2 separate regions of the Homo sapiens genome follow, and region 1 is linked to region 2. Evidence: chromatin contacts called from ENCODE Hi-C or POLR2A ChIA-PET data. All regions are on one chromosome and are shown on one strand. The core of a region is the stretch at or near the end of the contact, and the rest is flanking DNA. Distances in the headings are between cores, read along the strand shown. Region 1 holds the start of TARDBP (TAR DNA binding protein). Region 2 holds the start of CASZ1 (castor zinc finger 1).

Region 1 (6,838 bases), core at 3,819-6,318, 220 kb after region 2:
CAGCCATGTTATTAATTTACATGTCTAGAGAGAGTGAGTGATAGACCAAATGTGACATAATGTAATCAGTTGATGAATCTGGATGAAGGGAACACAGCAGTGCTTTGCACTATTCTTGGAACTCTATCATAAATTTTAAATTATTTCAATGTAAAAAATTTGTTTTTAAAATCTAAATTAGACCTAGACTATTTGGGAAGGCAGCTTCTAATTTTGGCAGGAGCTAAAAACATGGAGATGAAGAGGAAATTAATCTTGATACAATAAAGATTTTTATTACTTTATTACTTTATTACTTGCTTTGTCGCCCAGGCTGGAGTGCAACAGCTTGGCTCACTGCAACCTCTGCCACCTGGGCTCAAGTGATCCTCCCACCACAGCCTCTCCAGTACCTGTAACCACAGGTGTACATCTCCAGGTCCGGCTAAATTTTGCATTTTTTGTAGAGATGGGGTTTCACCATGTTGCCCAGGCTGGTCTCGAACTCCTGGGCTCAAGTGATCTGTCTGCCTCGGCTTCCCAAAGTGCTGGGATTACAGGTGTGAGCTACTGTGCCTAGCCTAAAGCTACTTTTTTTTTTTTGAGATGGAGTTTCGCTCTTGTTGCCCAGGCTGGGGTACAATGTCTCAGTCTTGGTTCACTGCAACCTCCGCCTCCTGGTTTCAAGTGATTCTCCTGCTTCAGCCTCCCAAGTAGCTGAGATTAGAGGCATGCGCCACCACGCCCGGCTAATTTTGTATTTTTAGTAGAGACAGGGTTTCTCCATGTTGGTCAGGCTGAACCCGACCTCACATGATCCGCCCGCCTCGGCCTCCCAAAGTGCTGGGATTACAGGTGTGAGCCACCACTCCCGGCCCTAAAGTTACTTTTATTTAAATATCTTTATTGGCTGGGTGGTGGTATGTGCCTGTAATTCTAGCATGTGGGAATGCCAAGGTGAAAGGATCACTTGAGGCAAGGAATTCATAACCAGCCTAGGCAACATAATGAGACCCTGTCTTTACAAAAAAGTTTTTTTAATTAGCCAGATGTGGTGGTGCACACCTACATAAATAAATAAATAAATAAATAAATAAATAAATAAATAGGGCCGGGCACAGTGGCTCACGCCTGTAATCCCAGCACTTTGGGAGGCGGAGGCGGGCAGATCACGAGCTCAGGAGACTGAGACACGGTGAAACCCCGTCTCTACTAAAAATACAAAAAATTAGCCGGGCGTGGTGGCGGGCACCTGTAGTCCCAGCTACTTGGGAGGCTGAGGCAGGAGAATGGCGTGAACCCGGGAGGTGGAGCTTGCAGTGAGCCGAGATTGGGCCACTGCACTCCAGCCTGGGTGACAGAGCAAGACTCCGTCTCAAAAAATAAATAAATAAATAAATAAATCTATGTATCATTATTGCCCTAGTATTTCTTTCAGTTTTGTCTTTTTTTTTTTTTTCTTTTGAGACAGAGTTTCACTCTTGTTGCCCAGGCTGGAGTGCAATGGTGTGATCTTGGCTCACTGCAACCTCTGCCTCCCGGGTTCAAGCGATTCTCCTGTCTCAGCCTCTGGAGTAGCTGCGATTGCAGGTGCCTGCCACAATGCCCTGCTAATTTTTTGTATTTTTAGTAGAGACGGGGTTTCACAATGTTGGCCTTGAACTCCTGACCTCTGGTGATCCACCCACCTCGGCCTCCCAAAGTGCTGGGATTACAGGCGTGAGCCACCGCGCCCAGGCTTCTTTCAGTTTTCAGGAATGTTGTGGAGCTGTGTCCTGTTTGCCTCATGGAGCTGATGAGCTGGGAGAATTCAAGGGGGTTGATGGAAGGGGAGAAGGTAAGTCCCCAAGTGACCCAGTTGAAAACCAGGGCCTGGGCCAGGCACAGTGGCTCATGCCTGTAATCCCAGTACTTTGGGAGGCTGAGGCGGGAGGATTGCTTGAGGTCAGGAGTTGGAGACTAGCCTGGCCAACATGGTGAAACCTCGTCTCTACGAAAAATACAAAAATTAGCCAGGTGGGGTGGTACACGCCTGCAGTCCTAGCTACTTGGGAGGCTGAGGCAGGAAAATAGCTTGAACCCGGGAGGCAGAGGTTGCAGTGAGCTAAGATTGTGCCACTGCACTCCAGCCTGGGCGACAGAGCAAGACTCTGTCTTGAAAAAAAAAAATGTTGTGTTTCAAACAACTTTTGACAATCAGTGCTGTAAAGCTGAATCCCAGAGACAACTGAGATAGGAGCAGGAAGATCTGTGGTCCAGTCTCCCTCTGGCCTTATAATTATCTTCCTGAGTTACTTACCTTCTTTGAGACAGTGTTTGCTTGTCCTCCCAACTAGCCTGAAAACTTCTTAGGAGAAGGGCCAGCCTTTGGGGTCATGTTCCTGTGTGACCTGTCTCTAGGAACTTCTGCATACCCAGCTCTGCCCACTTGGAGCTAGTGTCCAGGACTCCACAGCACTACCCGCACTAAATACCTCGGTCTCAGTCTTGTGACAGAAAGTGGCCAGTGTGGTGGACATAGTGCAGAGGTTTAGGGTCTGACCAACCTGGGACAGCAATTTATGGGCTAGGTGACATCCTTGAGCAACTGTATGACCTCAGGCCTGTCATATGGTCTCTGAGCCTCAGGTTTTTCTTCTGTAAAATGGGAGTGATAAAACCGACTTCTCTGCTGGGTATGGTGGCTCACGCCTGTAATCCCAGCACTTTGGGAGGCTGAGGCAGATGGATCGCTTGAGCTCAGGAGTTGGAGGCCAGCTTGGGTAACATGTCAAGACCCTGTCTCTACAAAAAATATAAAAAATTGGCTGAGTGTGGTGGTGTGCACCTGTGGTCCAAGCTACTCCGGAGGCTAAGGTGAGAGGATCGTTTGACCCCTGGAGTTAGAGGTTGCAGTGAGCCGAGGTCACTGCACTGCACTCTAGCCTGGGTGACAGAGTGAGACCCCATCTTAAATAAATAAATAAAGTATTTTGTGTAAACACTTGTAACTGTATTTCATTGAGTGTGATACATGTATATACAAAGAAACATAAATAGTTGCCAGTTAAACTATGACACATCATCATCAACTGGAACTGGAACTGAAATCACATACTGACTTCAGCAATGTGAAACATTGGCCGGTCGCGGTGGCTCACGCCTGTAATCCCAGCACTTTGGGAGGCCGAGGCGGGCGGATCACGAGGTCAGGAGATTGAGACCATCCTGGCTAACACGGTGAAACCCCGTCTCTATTAAAAACACAAAAAAATTAGCCGGGCGTGGTGGCGGGCGCCTGTGGTCCCAGCTACTCAGTAGGCTGAGGCAGGAGAATAGAGTGAACCCGGGAGGCGGAGCGTGCAGTGAGCCGAGATAGCGCCACTGCAGTCCAGCCTGGGCAAAAGAGCGAGACTCCATCTCAAAAAAAAGAAAAAAGAAAAAAAAAAGAAATGTGAAACAAAGGCCGGGCGTGGTGGCACTTTGGGAGGCCGAGGTGGGCGGATCACCTGAGGTCAGGAGTTTGAGACCAGCCTGGCCAACAGGGGTTAAAAATACAAAAATTAGCCGGGCATGGTGGTGCATGCCTGTAGACCCAACTACTCAGGAGGCTGAGGCAGGAGAATTGCTTGAACCGGGGAGGCGGAGGTTGCAGTGAGCTGAGATTGTGCCACTGCACTCCACCTTAGGCAACAGAGGGAGTCTGAAAAAAAGGAAGAGAAAAGAAAGAGAGAGAGAGAGAAAGAGAGAGAGGTAGGGAGGAAGGAAGGTGGGAAGGGAGGGAAGGGGGGGAAAGGGAGGGAAGGGAGGAAAGGAAGGGAAGGAAAGGAAAGAAAGGAAAGAAAAGATAGAAAAGAAAGGTGGCTCGTGCCTGTAATCCCAGCACTTTGGGGAGCTGAGGCAGGCGGATCACTTGAGGCCATGAGTTCGAGATCAGCCTGGCCAACATGGCCAAACCCTGTCTCTACTAAAAATACAAAAATTAGCCGGGCATGGTGTCTTTGCACGCCTATAATCCCAGCTATCCCTTGAACCTAGGAGTTGGAAGTGGCAGTGAGCTGCAGATTGCGCCACTGCACTCCAGCCTGGGGGACAAGAGCGAGACTCCGTCTCAAAAAAAAAAAAAAAAAAAGTGAAACAAAAAGTGTGCCTTAAAATAGATGAAGTACTGTATTATTATTATTATTAAAGGGCTGGAGCCAGAACAAGTTAGCATTTTGTGCCTCGAGATTCAAATCCCAGGTCTACCATTTATTCCTTGGGTGACATTTTTTTGGGGGGAGGGGCTGGAGGACAGGGTCTCACTCTGTCGCCTAGACTGGAGTGAAGTGGCGCGATCTCGGCTCACCGCAACCTCCGCCTACCGCGTTCAAGCAATTCTCCTGCTTCAGGCTCCCGAGTAGATGGGACTACAGGCGCGCGCCACTACCGCCCGGCTAATCCTTGCGTCACTTTAAGCAAGACACTTGATCTCTCTGTGCCTCAGTTTCCTCACCCGCAGAATGAATATCAATAGCTCCTGCTACACAAAACTGTTTGGGCTATTAAATATGTGAATACTCAGAAAGTACCTGGCACAAAGTAGCCTTATCATTGCTATTATTTAGAACAAAGTTATTGTTTCCAGGTTTGGAGGTGGGCTGGCGGAGGGAGGAGAAGACGCACTAGGTTGCCTTTCAGAAAAGGGGTCCAGGCCTTATCCTGCCTCCCAGGTGGACTCGGCCCGGGATCCCGAGCCCCGCCCCCTCCAGGCCCCGCCCCGCCCCGCCCTCGCTGGCCGAGACTCTGTGCTACTCTCGCGCGCTTTGAAAGTGCGCGAGCTCCGACCGAGACCTGGGCCGGCGGTTGGTCGGCCGAAACCATCTGCTACGTTACGTGGGGGGAGGTCAGCTCCTATACAGCCACACTTTTTTCAATCTTCAGCTTTTCAGGCCTAGGTCCTGGTTTTATTTTAGCTTTCAGAGCTTCTCTGTAGGCTTGAATTTCCAGGAGGCAGCCCGAGTCCCTGGGGAGAGGGTCATCGTGGCTCTCGTCGGTGCCTTCCACCTCTGGACAGGCAACCGGTGGGAGAGGACGCCGGTGGGCGGGGGGAGGAGGCGGCCCTAGCGCCATTTTGTGGGAGCGAAGCGGTGGCTGGGCTGCGCTTGGGTCCGTCGCTGCTTCGGTGTCCCTGTCGGGCTTCCCAGCAGCGGCCTAGCGGGTGAGTCGCGGAGCCTTCTCACTGAGGACGCCGTAGGTGCCTCGGCTTCTGCATTGGGGCGGCCCGAGGCAGACGCAGCGGCTTCGGACCCTGCCCCGGGAAGTCAGCCGTGAGACCGGGCCTAGTCCTGCCCGAGCGGGCTCGCGCGGGAGCGTCGTTAGGTCCTGGCACGGGGAGGCCGGTGGCGCCGAAACGGGGGGCCGGGCCCGCGGTGCCGCGTAGCCTGAGGCGGAGGTTGGCCCCGGACCCGGACAGTGCCGGAGCCTTCGGTACTTTGTACTTCGAGGGACGCTGCCAGCTTGGGCCTGGTGCTCCTGCGCCCCACCCCGGGCCGCGCCGAGAAACTCCTCCCTCGGCTGGCACGCGCGGGCTTCTGGGAGGCGACGGCCGGCACCGCCAGGACCTGTCGCCGCGGGCCTTGGGGCTCGGGCTCGCAGAGCCCCCGGAAGCCCCAAAATGAGGAACAGAGGGAAACTTTTCTCCTGTTCTTTACACCTGGTTCACTGCCCATATTCAGTCTTCAGGTTCAGCTGATGGATCGCTTGCTTAGGAAAATCGACTGGGACCTATCACGCCCATGCCTCAGCCAGTTAGGCTCCTCCTCTGCCTTCAGGATTACTTAACGACTAACCCGATTGTCATAAAATAGCTACTGTTTATTGTTCCCTTGCATACCCTAGCTTGTAACCAGCAAGCCACGTTGGACTCACAGTTACAGTTTCAGTACCTGACGCATCATAAGCCTTCAGGGAAAGTTTTTTGAATGAATGAACTGGCGAGGCATCACATTTTGATAGGAAATCACTACCCTTACCTTCACCTCGTCATTTTTCAGGGATAACCAATGCATATACGAATCCAGACAAGCATTTTTCTGGAAGTCAGAACTCTGACATGGTTTGGGTATTATCATTATAAGGAAACAGTTATTCTGACATGAATGTTGTTCATTCATATCTCTTTTCTCTTTAGGAAAAGTAAAAGATGTCTGAATATATTCGGGTAACCGAAGATGAGAACGATGAGCCCATTGAAATACCATCGGAAGACGATGGGACGGTGCTGCTCTCCACGGTTACAGCCCAGTTTCCAGGGGCGTGTGGGCTTCGCTACAGGAATCCAGTGTCTCAGTGTATGAGAGGTGTCCGGCTGGTAGAAGGAATTCTGCATGCCCCAGATGCTGGCTGGGGAAATCTGGTGTATGTTGTCAACTATCCAAAAGGTTTGTTACCATTTGGTTTTTGTAATCATGCTGAAGTGTGTTCAGGTGTGTGTCTCATCCATGGATCTTAGCCTCTTTTGGTGGCAGAATGTCTCCTGAAACTTAAGTATTTCCTTGAACTTCAGTGTTAGACAAGTTTGGAAGACCACGAGTCTAAATTTATGGAAACTGGGGATTGTAGATCATTTTAAAAGAGAAAACAATGTATTTAAAAAATATCTGAATAAACTTTGCCAAGTTGATGATAAATTTCAGGAATCACTAAGAATGTTTTGTACATAAATCATTGTTGTAAATAGATTCTTCTGAAGTGCTTCAGTGTTTGGATTTGATCATTGTCCTTTTGGTGTTACATCATTCATTCAGCAAATCTGAGTTCATTTTTTCCCTTAAATGAGCAAACAGTTGGAGTAGCCAAATCTTGAATTAGTGCAGTTCCAATTACAATTTCGAGGTTC
Region 2 (6,738 bases), core at 951-3,450:
CACTCCGCCCCGTGGCCCAGTGATCCAGGTTTGGGGGAGCTCCATACTCAGGAGAGGCGCTACTGCCGCTTTTCCGGTGGGCACGCACCCGCACCCGCACCGTAGCCAGCGTGGCTGGAAGGAGGTCCTCGCCGCGCCCAGAGCCGGCTTTCCAAGCTGAAGCTGGGGCAGAGGAACTTGTGTGGAGGAAGAGGGGGTCCCCTGCCTCCCTCAGCGCTCCACTAGCCTCCCCCAACTCCGGACCCGGGTCGGGGATGACTTGGAAGAAGAATCTGCGCCCACCCCTTAGAGAAAAATCTATTATTATTATCTTAATCTACGCCCCCAAAGTGTCCCTCCAGCCGTGATTGACGGCGCATACACCTGTTCCCTTCGCGGAGGAGCTTCCAGCGCCGGGGACAGACATTCGCCCAAACGCTCCGCAGCGGCCCAGCAACCGCCCGCCCGCCCGCGCCCGGCCAGCCCCCGCCAGCGGCCCCAGCGCGCCTCTGCCCGCACCTCGCCACCCCGGCGGCCGCCCCCTCCCCTTCCAGACCCGGCTGCCCGGCCCGCCAGCTCCCGGCAGTGCTGGCTTCGGAAAGAGAGAGAAAGAACAGAAAGCAAAACTTCCTGGCGGCCGACGGCCATCAGCTGCACATTCTGCAAATGCCACCGAGTAAAAATAAACCGGCCGCCGCTCCGCCCGTCCGGCTCACCCCGGGCGCACGAATCGGCCCCCTGCCCCGGGAGATCCCTGACTCGGTCTGGCCCGATCCCCCATTCCCGCGCGCCCCCTGGATCCCCGCTCCCCGACGCTCCTCCGTCAGTCACCACGCTCTCCTTTGCCGTTAAGCCGGACCCTAAGTGACCGGGAAACCGGCTCTCTCCCTTTGGTGTTCCCTGCGCCCCCACAAACTACTTTTTTCTCTGTCCTTCACCAGGTGCCTATTTCAGCCCTGTGCCCTTGGATTCAGGGCTCCTCCTCCCCAATTGTTGAGCTCCGAGGTCACCCTCAGCCCACCCTGGGGGAACAGACCCCGACCGACCCTCTCCCACGCTGCAGAGCCCCCCCGGAGCGCACCACTCTACCAGCCCGCTAGCCCGCCAGCCCAGCGTCCCACGTCCCCGGGCGCAACTTCTCTTCTGGCGCACACAACAGCCGGCAACAACTCGCCCGAACTTTCCCCGGGACCCAGGCGGGCTCCAGCCGACAGCCGGGCAGCTCTGGGCCGATGCCCCGGCTCCCCGTGCCCTGTGTTGCCAGCCCTTCAGCTGGGGAGGCAGGGGGTGGGGTGGGGAAGGGAGTGAGGAACGCCACTTGCCGCGCCTGGAGCAGCGCACTTGAGATAAACTTCCCAGGCACAGATGAAAAAGGGGGCGCCGCTCCCCCCATCTAAGAAATCTCTTGCCTTCGATTTCCTATGGGGGATACCCTTTGGCACCCCGCGCCTAAGCGAACACTGCCTACCTCTGCTGGCAGCACCTACACCCGGTATCCGGGCACAAGAGCCGGCTGGAGGGGTTCCCCACCCACCCCTTCCCATGGGCAAAGTCTTGCAAAGTCACCCCAGGCACCCCTCACCCCGCCTCCTTCTCTGCCCTGGAGAGCGCACGACCCCTCTGCTGCTGGGGGGTGGGGTGGGGTGGGGGTTTAAGGGGAAGGAGTGATTACCCGGTATTGGAGATCACCTGCCCCCCCGGGAGCCCACAGCGCGTGGGGCGCCCCCACCCTATTTGCAAAGTCCTGTGCTCGCGCCTGGCACCTCCCTCTCTTCTCCCCTACCCCGCCACCCCCTCAGTTGGAGTAAGCGACCCCCAGGAGGAGCAGCCCTCCCCTCCCCCGGAGCCGCGCGCCGGGCATTCCCCTGGCCACGGCAGGCAACGCGCCGCCCCGCGCCCGGGTGCCAGCCCTCCGTGCCCCCTGCCTCCGCACGGCCGGAGTTGGGTGGCAGCCGCCGATCGCAGGCTGGCTGGCTGGCTCGCTCGCTCGCTCGCTCGCCCGCTCCCTGCTGCAAGCGGCAGCCCCGGGGGTGGGGGGGGTGCACCGGGACAGGGGGAGAGACGGGGAGGCGCCCCGGGAGGCCCGCGGAGCTGGGGGACGTGGGGGGGCCGCGGCGGAGGGAGCGCCGAGTCTCTTACCTGCACTTGGGGCGGCTTTGGGTGACTTTCCAAGTCCGGGGGAAAAATGTGTGTGTGTTTGGGATGGAGCGCCGCGGGCGCGCATGCGCTGCCCAAAGTTGCCGGATCCCGGATTTTTCGCTCCCAGTCTCCGCTCTCGCCCGCTGTGATTATGGAATTCTCCGCGGCCGGGCGGGCGAGTGGGTGGCATGCAAAACCCGGGCCGGATCGCGGGGCCGGGCTCCGCTCCACCCTCACACCCCCAGACCTGCCCCTCCCGGATCCTTCCCACCCACCGCCCGGGCTGAGCTCAGCGTGTGCGCGCGGCGAGTCGCACGGCCTGCGGAGGAGCATCTGAGCGCTCGGCCCCCTTTTGCAGGTCCAGAGGCTTCTACACCCCCCCCCAGCTGAGTTGAGTTGAGGCTAGGGGAAAAGAGAGAAGGGATGGGGGGGGGGGTTACTTTCCACCTGTTCTGAACCCCGAGAGAGCCCGAGTTCGGTTCCCACTTTCGACAGAAGAACTGGCTCTTTTTTGCAAGTTAGAATGTTAGAACTGTGGAACCCAAAGGAACGAAATGTTCTCACTGTTTGATATCTGCTTTGCACTTATTCTTTGCAAGGGAGTTTTTCATTCAATCTATTGTGCAAGAAATAAATCCTTAAGTGAGCAAGATAGGCCGTGCAGAATGAACCTTACATGGAGGGGCTGGGGGGGGGGCAGATAATACACATTAAAACAAGTGGATAATGTTATTTCAGAGAGTGAAAGTATCCATGAAGAAAATAAACCAAGGCAATAGGCTAAAAAGTGTCTTGGGGGCCGGCATGGTGGTTTACGCCTGTAATCCCAGCACTTTGGGAGGCCGAGGCAGGAGCATCGGTTGAGCCCAGGAGTTCGAGACCAGCTTGGGCAACATAGCTAGACCTCATTTCTGACAAAACAAAACAAAGCAGTGTCTTGCGAGAGATAATCCCCTTGCCCCCAGATGGGGGGGAAGGGCCTTTTGAGGGGCACTTTCATACTTTATTGAAGAAACCCCCTTTTCTCCCATACCCAGACTTCCCATTTCCCAGTTGGTTTGAGGTGGCCACACCAGCTGAGCCTAGTAGTCAGCTTCAGTGCTGAGGCCCTGTAGCTCTGGTCTTGCCTTTCTCAGCAAGCGCACCCCTCATTCCAGGCCTGAGCTGCTTTTCCCTTCAGCATAAGCGTGGGATGGAAATATCGAGAGGCATGAAAGAAACTGAAAACACCCAGATGATGAGATAAGTGAGAAACTGACCATAACAGTAAACGAAATAGATCAATGATTTGTGGAATAAATGAATATAAATTCAAAGTATGACCCACAGCTTCAAGCCCTGCTCAACAGAATGCATTAAACTAAGAGGCAATGCCACAGGCTGGTAAACATTGTTGCAGGCTGGTAGTATTTGGAGCCTAATCTGCAAGGTGTCAGGAAAGCCTCTCAGGACCAGAGAAACGACCCAAAACCCTGTATGATGATTGTCTAAGACAAGCATCTTCCGGGATGCATTCCCATGTCCTGCCTTAAACTGGAAGTTAATTGTCCAGAAGCATATGGACACAGACTGGAGACATGATGGCCCTCTGGCCCTGAGGAGGCCAGGATTTGCCCTGTGCCCTAATAAAGCCAACAAATTTGGGAGAGGAAGCTGAGCCATCCCACACTCCTTAGATACTCAGTGATATTTGCTTGTGTTAGATGGACTGGGGAAGAAACCAGCTCAAAAAACCAGCTCCTCACTTCCTGGAATAGTTCTGGGGGTCCATTCAGGATCTGTCCACACAGGAAAGCCAGATTTAGACATTAGACACATGTTTCGGGTTCATTTTGTTTTCCCCCCTCCTTATCCCAATAATTGACTGGAAGCAGCAACACAACGATAATTAACATCCCTCAAAGACCACTGATTGGTTACTCTCCATTGCCGCCCCCACCATCCAAGGCATTCTCAGCTCTCAGGGGTTGAGGGCTCACCCACCATCTCTAAGACCCTTGTGCCTGGTGACTTAGCAGGATGCACAGCCCCAGAGATCTCAAGCCCAATCTTGTCATCCTACAGAAGGAGAAACTGAGGCACAGTGAGGGGCAGTAACCTGAGAAGTGGCAAGGTAGCTCTTCTACCTTATTGGCTCACGGCTGAGTCCACTCCTGGGGCAGCGTAAAGAAGGGGTTAGCAGCTTGGGCTTGGGGGTGAGACCCTACCGCTCCACCAGCTGGGTGACCTTGAGGAAGGCATTTGACCCGTCTGTGCCTCAGTTGCCTCCACAGTAAAATGGGGATAATAATAGTACCTACTGCCTGGGATTGTTGAGAAGCTAAAATGAGTTAATGCAGGAAAAGGGCCTGGGCCAAGATATTGATCGATAAATGCCAGTAATTGTCATTGCTCCTTGGGACATCCAGTGCTCCCTTTACTTCTCATTTCTTTCCATCCTCTCTCCATTCCTTCTCCTTTGTCCTTTTTTTCCCCCTCCAACAATAGTCCTTCACTCATTCATTCATATGGTAGGGATGACTAAGCTCCGAGGAAGAGCAGATCTCCACCAGTGCTGGGGAGACAGAGATGAATGAGACAAAGCCTGCCCTTGAGGGGCTAGGGAAGAATTCACTTGTCTCTCTGTCCCACTATCAGGCCTACCCCACTTCTCACTATCAGGCTCACCCCTACCCCTTTCCCACTATAATGCCCTCCCGCACACCATTTCCCACCTCTCTCAACGTCTCCAACAGCCACGTCACCCACCAAACTTTTATTAAAATGTGTATTCCTCCCTCCATTTTTTTCTCAAATATTTCGTAATTCTCCCACCTCCCGAGAAGTCTTTCCACCTCCTCTAAAGGAACCTCATCTCGGGTAGGGAAGGCTGGAAACAGAGGCAAGGCTGGGAGGAGGGAAGAGGATTTGGGGGCGGGGGAGGTAAAAAGGGAAAGCTCTTTTGTTTCTCAACCATCACTCCCAATGTCCCCCAAAAAATTAAAGTAAGGGGCCAGGAGAGAGCGGCAACCCCAAACAGCAGCCTCTGATCGCAGCCAAATATCTTCATGCCTTGTTCCTCCATCGCTTGTTTTTTTCACTCCCCACCCAAACTCCCAGTGCAGGGACTGAAGTCAGGTGCTCTTCCCCTCATGTTCTTCAATTTAGCATTTCCTGAGCTTCCCCTAAAATAAAAATCCAAGCCTTTCCCCCGTGGTCACCAAGGTCCTTCAAGGTCTGGCCGTCGCCTGTCCCTGGGCCTCACCTCCCTCCTTCTCTGCCTGGTTCACACCAGCTTCTTGCTGTCCTGGAAAACACCAAGCTTGTCCCCACCTCAGGGCCTCTGCACCTGCTGTTTCTTCCACGTGGAATGTCGCCTTTGCAGGCTGCTTCCTGCAAATCGAATGGCATTGTTCAGGTTTCTGCTCCTATCTTACCTCCTCAGGGGGGCTTTCTAGCTAAAGTAGCTCCCAGCCTTTCTTTACCACTTTGTCCTATTTGAGTGTCCACAATGATTTTGCTTCCTGCTTTGTTCCCATATTTCCTATCTGGCTGCCCCTACTAGCATGGAGCTTCTTGGAGACAGGGACTTTGTTCTGCATCCTCTGTGCCCTCAGCACCTTGAGCAGTGCCTGGCATAAAGCAGGCCCTCACTCTCTGTGAATCAGGCACAGAATCAAGATAAGCCAAGGTGATCCCGGCCCTTCAAGTGCCTATGCTGTTGGAGAATGACTAGAAAGGTCCTAGGACAAAGTTTGGTGGGGGGAAGAGGAGCTGATGTGAGCCGATACAACCCAGGACTTCCCAGGAATTACCAGGTTGGCACGGTGGCCTTGGCTGAGATTTTTACTCCCTGGCATTTGGCCGGGGGGTCTGCAGTGGGGAAATGGATGGCTCTGGCAAACTGTACCCAGCAGAGGAGGTTGCACAGGTGGGAAGGGAGGTGGGTCAGCTAAGGACCCCATCAAAACATCTCTCCAGCCCCCTGCCTCCAGCCAGGCTGCATGTGATCAAGAGCCTCTCCCATTTCTACATCTCCAGGGAAGACCCCCCCTACACACACACATAAACCTTTCTCACTCCGAGGACAGAGTCTGCACCTTTATCTCAGAAGCTCAGGAGCCAAGCACCATGTCTGGCACCCAAGAGGCTCCCAATAATTGATTGTGGAACAAATAAAGTTAGGTCTGTTTCAGTTTGTGTAATTGGGAAAGCCTTGAGAGTAATCACAGCTCAGCTTGCTGCCCACAGTTTTTGGTTTCTGGTCCTCTACTGTGATGGAAAGCAAATTGTACATCAATCACTGATATTTATTGAGTGATTATTATGGGCGTGGCACCATGTTAAGCCTTCGTGATATCTCATTAGACCCACATAACAACCATATGAAACTGTTGCAATTATAAATATACCCATTGTACAGATGAGGAAAGCGGGACACAGAGAATAACTTTCCCAAGACTGAGGCAGGCAGTCTGACTCCCTTGGGACCAGCTGCTTGGGCAGGGAGATAACAAAAGCCTCACTACTCCACTTACCCCAATGCAACAAGCATTTTTACCTTTACCTGATATTCATAAAGAGATGAAACTTGAATGTGAGTTGCATTAGGAGAGGAGAAAGGGGAAGCAGAACAAATCT

The links. A loop is a pair of places that touch in the nucleus more often than their neighbours do. ChIA-PET counts read pairs that join two places held with the same protein, here RNA polymerase II (POLR2A). Pooled maps may share reads with other maps.
Region 1: a loop to region 2 is called in a pooled map, with 4 times the contacts of the local background. The contact joins the promoter of TARDBP here to the promoter of CASZ1 in region 2. A Hi-C loop is called at or near these places in 6 of 50 pooled maps. POLR2A ChIA-PET finds 5 or more read pairs at or near these places in 3 of 52 experiments (MCF 10A, WTC11 and activated CD4-positive, alpha-beta T cell).

What each region holds. Positions count from the first base shown.
Region 1 is chr1:11,007,586-11,014,423 of GRCh38, forward strand. TARDBP (TAR DNA binding protein) reads left to right here and starts at 5,069. Exons shown (of 6, transcript NM_007375.4): 1 at 5,069-5,158; 2 at 6,131-6,380. The coding sequence starts at 6,143. RefSeq lists silencers at 4,502-4,731, 6,141-6,387 and enhancers at 4,772-5,101, 4,812-5,779.
Region 2 is chr1:10,794,446-10,801,183 of GRCh38, forward strand. It overlaps CASZ1 (castor zinc finger 1), which reads right to left and starts at 2,201. Exons shown (of 21, transcript NM_001079843.3): 1 at 2,119-2,201.